Linked DNA regions of Homo sapiens: region 2 is linked to region 1. A link is a loop called in an ENCODE intact Hi-C map of the cell type or tissue named here. Cell type or tissue: heart right ventricle. All regions are shown on one strand. Each heading gives the region's core, and the rest is flanking DNA. Links, peaks and the distances in the headings are about the cores only.

Region 1 (2,937 bases), core at 93-2,592:
GTATCATAAAGAATAGTGTCTGAGGCCGGGCACAGTGGCTCATGCCTGTCATCTCAACATTTTGGGAAGCTGAGGTGGGAGGATGGCTTGAGTCTAGGAGTTCAAGACCGGCCTGGGCAACACAGTGAGACCCTGTCTCTACAAAACATAAATAAATAAATAAATAAATAAATAAATAAATAAATAAATACAAACAATTAGCCAGGTATGCACCGGTGGTCACAGCTACTCGGGAGGCTGAGCAGGAGAATCGCTCGAACCCGGGAGTTTGAGGCTGCAGTGAGCCATGATCTTGCCTCTTCCCTCCAACCCAGGTAACAGAGGGAGACTCTGTCTCTAAAAATGTTAAAATGAAAAGAAGAACAGTGTCTAAATAAGTATGGGTGTGCACATGCATGCATATTTATCATTCATGCAAGTAGTTAGGCATTCTGCAAAGCGTTTTATCTACATGATTTTATTTAATATCCACTTGTAACTTTTGGGCTTAAATATTATTAAGGCTAATTTATTTTATTTATTTTATTTTATTTTATTTTATTTTATTTTATTTTATATGTTTTTTTGAGACAGAGTTTGCACTGTCACCCAGGCTGGAGTGCAATGGTGCGATCTCAGCTCACTGCAACCTCCGCTTCCCAAGTTCAATGATTCTCCCACCTCAGACTGCCGAGTAGCTGGAATTACAGGCACCCACCATCATGTCTGGCTAATTTTTGTATTTTTGTAGAGACGGGGTTTCACCGTGTTGGCCAGGCTGGTCTTGAACTCCTGACCTCAAGTGATCTGCCTGCCTCGGCCTCCCAATGTGCTGGTATTATAGGTGTGAGCCACTGTGCCCGGCCAAGCCTATTTTATAAATGAAAAAACTGAGGCCCATAGAAAGAACTTAGTTAATGGATGGTTTAGCTGGTATCAGAATTCTGCCCCTCTGACTCAAAAGCTTGTGTTTTCCCAATTGTATCCTGCTGTCTCTATAACCACATTATCAAATTCTATGTTGGGAGCAGAGTGGCCAGTCCATAATCGTCGCTGTTGTATTTGAACATATGCTAGTTTCCACGCACATGGGTCTAGCTGCCATGAGCAACATTTCAGCAGTACTTGTCACTGAAAGCATTTCATATGCTAATAAGAATTAGTAATTTATGTTCAGTAATCTGCCTTGTGTTTTTCTCATCCTCATTTCTTGCTGCGGGACAAAGTGGACCAGAGATGATGCTTCTTCCCTGGAGGGAAGGCCAGGCCATCTGCAGAGCTGTCAACACGGAGGACTTAGTGGGCCTGACTCCTTCCTGCTGAAAGTGGGGATGAAGACTGGGGGATGGATTATAAGGCGAGACCAACCTCTCACTTAGGGAGTCCCTCACGCTCTGTGCCGGTAGCTGGGGAGCTGCCAGGCAGTTGCCTCTGTTGGCGCTGGGAACATTTCTCTGCCGCTGAGCCTATTTTATCCGACCTTTTGCAATGATTGTTTTAAATTAGGTGCCCTGTGATTTTCTGGACTCTGTTGAGCCTGGGCAAACCCTCCCTGGGAAGTAGGCCTAGCAGGCCACAAGGGCTTTTCCTATTGAGGCTAATGTCTGTCTCACCCTGGAGCTTAGAGGAATTTTCCAAGCCACTAATTTGTACTTTGCTAGGAGACATGAGTGATGAGTGGTATTATTTTAAGCCTTCTAAATTGGAGCACAGCTTTTGGGTACTAGATGTTCTCAATTCCTTATTTTCCTCAACTCAGATATCTGGCAGTTTTTGCTATGTTATTTCAATGGGCAGTTGAGTTTTTTTGGAGAATTATTTCTGGCCGCTCTCTTCAATGTGCTAAATGATAACTTTTGGCACTTCCGTTTAATTCAACAAATATCTATCATGCTCCCAGTAGATGTCAGGTTCTGAGCTAAGTGCCACAGAGGGCATAAAGATTGATGATCCATTTAGTCATTCATTCATCCTTCTAGTTATTTACTCAATAGGCATTTCTAAGTACCGAGTATGGACCAATGGCATCCAGTGCTGGAGCTAAAACAACAGTACATCAATTAAGGTTGTATTTGGTTTCAAGTAACAGAAAACCTAACCAGGATGGTTAAGTAAATAACATTTCTTTTTTCTTTCTCTTCTGTATCGAGAAGCCTGGTGTCAGGTAATTGTTGGTATTAGCTAATAGACTAAATGATGTCTGGGATTATATTTCCAGCATTCTCTGAGACTCTGCCTCATGTCCTCAAGATGGCTGCAGCAGCTCCAGCCATAACTTCCACTTCCAAGCAGGAAGAAGGAAAGTCTGAGTCAGCTGGGTTAGCATGTCTCTATCAAGAAAGCATAAGCTTACCCCACATCCCTCACTTTGAGAAAATGTCCCCTTATATATCATCGGTCAGGATGAAGTTACTGGTCATTCATGAAGTGCAAGAGAACTTGGGTAGAGGACAGGGCTGTCATGACTGGCTTTGATCTGTCATGCTCGATGAGGCTTCTGTTGGCAAGGAAGAAAGGAGGATGACATTAAATACACCAACAGTATTTGCAAAAGTATTAAACAAGAGTTGGTGTATTTGTCATCAGAGTACTTACTTAGTTGCAGATGCAGAGATTGAAAAAACTTGTGCAAATCAATATAAAGTCATGATCTACACTAAGTGCTCTGATGAAAAAGCAGCCTTGATGTCTTTGTCGGGGTGAAATAATCTTGTCAAGAGGTGGGGAAGGGGGAGGATGGTGATAGAACAGGGAGATAGGGGAGGGAAAGACCCCAGTTCCAAAGCACCTCTCATACAGGACTGCGTTTCATTCTCAAGATAAACCTGTGAGGTGGGCAAAGCATCTCAGTAGGTGAGGAGAACTGGGGATATACAGGTTAGCCTGTCCTGCAGAATGTGCAGATTTTGCCTAGGCAGGGCTGAAGGTACAGAAATACTGGGGACTGGGGAGAAACTG
Region 2 (2,937 bases), core at 192-2,691, 100 kb after region 1:
CCCTATACTTTCCATCCGGTGTGCATCTCTGAACTCCTGAAATCTCTTAAATACCTCCGAGGAGCCAGCTTGAAGAATTCAACAGCTATGGGCAGCTCACTCAGTAGACAGAAGACAAGAAAGTGGTCTTTACAAAAGAGTGCAGAGATAGCTTAAGGTCATTCCAAAGGGAGATGTCAAACCATCTTCTGTGGCCTTGTCTCCTCCCTGGAGAGGAAAGGGTAATGAGTAGCCACAGCTGCTAGAAGGGAAAAGAATCACCTGATTTCTCTGTTGCCCTCTAGATAGCCTTCTTCTCCAGGTGCTCTGCCACCCGGGCATGATGAATAGCATTGTGGCTCCCATGATTCACTCCTCTCCTAGCCTCAACCTTCAGCATGTGATTTTGCAGTTCCTCCCCACCTCCACTTTGGGTAGAGTATCTTTCCTGCCCCATTGATAGAGGGCATGGCCATGTAAATTGCTTTGACCAATGTGTTGTTAGCAGACACATGCCAACAAGAGCTGGAAACATGCATGTGTAGTTTAACTTTCCCTCTTGCATTTCCACCACAACCACGGGAACACGTTCGGTATAGCCTGCAGCTGATCCAAGGAGGATGACAGCTAAGTAAGGCAACAGAAGCAAATCTACAACTTGGAGCCAAGATCAGCCAAGCTGAGTCCAGATCAGCTGACCCCAAGCCAAGTCCAGGCATGTGAAAAAGAATCAGTGTTGCTGAAAGTCACTGAATTATGAGATATTTTCTTACACGGTGTTATTGTTGCAATTTTCTCATTGATGCATAAGGGTAAACAGAACATCCCCTGGTACAAATCTTGATAGCAGCAAAAAATATTCAAATAAGAGCTTTTAAGTATCAGAGGAAGATTTTTTCAGACATAGGAGCGAGTCTGTCCTGAAACATCAGCACAGAAAACTGTGCTGAAAAAGTCTTATTAACTAGAAAACACCAGTGCTGACTTAACTCAGTGACTTCAAAGATCTAGGGTCATGCTTTCTTTAAAGCCAGCAAGCTCTGCTCTGCATTTGACCCCTGCTGGACTGAGTTATTTTGGATCTGTTCTTGTGACTCTGGGGCTTAAAATAGTCACTGCTGAGCCATCTGTCTTGGGATCCATCTCACTTCTGAAAGGTATAGCAGCTGTGGCTGAATTGAAAGCAGCTCCTGTTAAGAAAGTGAACAATCTCTCGGCTTTTCTCCATCCTATGAGTGTGCCCAAGGGAGAAAACAAAATAGAGGGCATTTGGCTGTCAAAGAAGGATAAGAGCTTAAGAAACGAACCTGGGAGATGCTGGGCAGATAGCAAAGGAGAAATGGGACAGCTGCCAGAGGGCCTGGAAGGGAGCCAGGTTAAATAAAGTTCAGACAAAGATGCTGCCAGCTGGAGGTGGTGAGGGAGAATGGCCCAGGGCATTGCTGTGTAATAGTGGAGCAGCAAGGTGTGGTAGGAAAGGGTGTGGGGGTCAGGAGACAGAGGCCCCCAGCCAGTGACTAAGCTTAAGCACCGACGTTGTCATTGTATGACCTTCTGCAACTCTGTGCAACTCTCAGCCTGAGCTTTTCCACCCTTAACGTGGAATTAATAATATTGATCTCAGGTTGTAAGAGTCCATCAGAATAATTCAAACAGGAACCAGATAAACTGTAGAGACCTAAGTGAAAATGTCACACACATGTGAAGATGATCATTTCAACAGGGCTAATACCAGGACCTGTCATTTTTACTGTTTCATGGTATATTTCCAGTACTTAGTGCACTATATAATATAATATATAATATAGTATGTATTATACATACAAGACTCTGTCTTGTATATACAGCATATACAGCTGTATATACAGTCTTGTATATACAGCATATACAGCTGTATATACAGTCTTGTATATACAGCATATACAGCTGTATATACAGTCTTGTATATACAAGACTGTCTCAAAAAAGAATTATTGACTTTATGATATAATAGATAAAATATGATAATTTAGTAATAGATAATGCATAATACATATTTTATAGTAATATATAATAATTATAGTATATATAATAGACAATAGATAATAATCTATAATTATATTATATATAATATATAATTATTATATTACCTCATATAATATATGATCTACTATACAATAATAATATTATTTATATAATATATAATACATAATAATAATTACATTATTTATATACTATATAATAATTACATTATTTATATACAATATAATGATTATATCATTTTATATACTATATAATGATTATATCATTTTATATACTATATAATGATTATATCATTTTATATACTATATAATGATTATATCATTTTATATACTATATAATGATTATATCATTTTATATACTATATAATGATTATATCATTTTATATACTATATAATGATTATATCATTTTATATACTATATAATGATATCATTTTATGATATATAATGATTATATCATTTTATATAATATAATATATAATGATTATATCATTTTATATAATATAATATATAATGATTATATCATTTTATATAATATATAATGATTATATCATTTTATATAATATATAATGATTATATCATTTTATATAATATAATATATAATGATTATACATTTTATATACTATATAATAATTATATTATTTTATATGCTATATAATAATTGTATTATTTTATATAATATAATATGTAATAATTATATCATAATAATAATTATATAATATATAATATATATTAGTCTGGCATATAGACACATGCTAGAGACACACACACTGAATAATTTCATTATTCAATCAGTAAATGCCATTAACACATGTGGCAATAAATATTATTTACATTCCTGGAAAAGTAAGAAATAGCTATTGTCTTTATCTAGAGAGCTCCTGGAAGTTGCATTCTAGTACAGAATAGAGAACAATAGTCAACCTGCCTACCTCACAA

The links. A loop is a pair of places that touch in the nucleus more often than their neighbours do. Peaks named below come from ENCODE experiments on the same cell type or tissue, not always from the same donor. Only the 100,000 strongest peaks of a DNase experiment are listed, where the experiment ranks them.
Region 2: it touches region 1 in a loop (11-fold over the local background); 2 of 110 quality-filtered maps call a loop at or near these places.

What each region holds. Positions count from the first base shown.
Region 1 is chr7:68,419,144-68,422,080 of GRCh38, reverse strand. No RefSeq gene overlaps it. Among named protein-coding and RNA genes, the nearest start is that of LINC01372, 1.1 Mb to the right of the region's middle. In heart right ventricle, for the core only: no CTCF peak of the experiment used is centred there; a DNase peak (open chromatin) is centred at 1,426; H3K27ac peaks cover 438 bases.
Region 2 is chr7:68,319,676-68,322,612 of GRCh38, reverse strand. It overlaps LOC105375341 (a long non-coding RNA gene), which reads left to right and starts at 2,919. Exons shown (of 6, transcript NR_187905.1): 1 at 2,919-2,937. In heart right ventricle, for the core only: no CTCF peak of the experiment used is centred there; a DNase peak (open chromatin) is centred at 1,342; H3K27ac peaks cover 1,803 bases.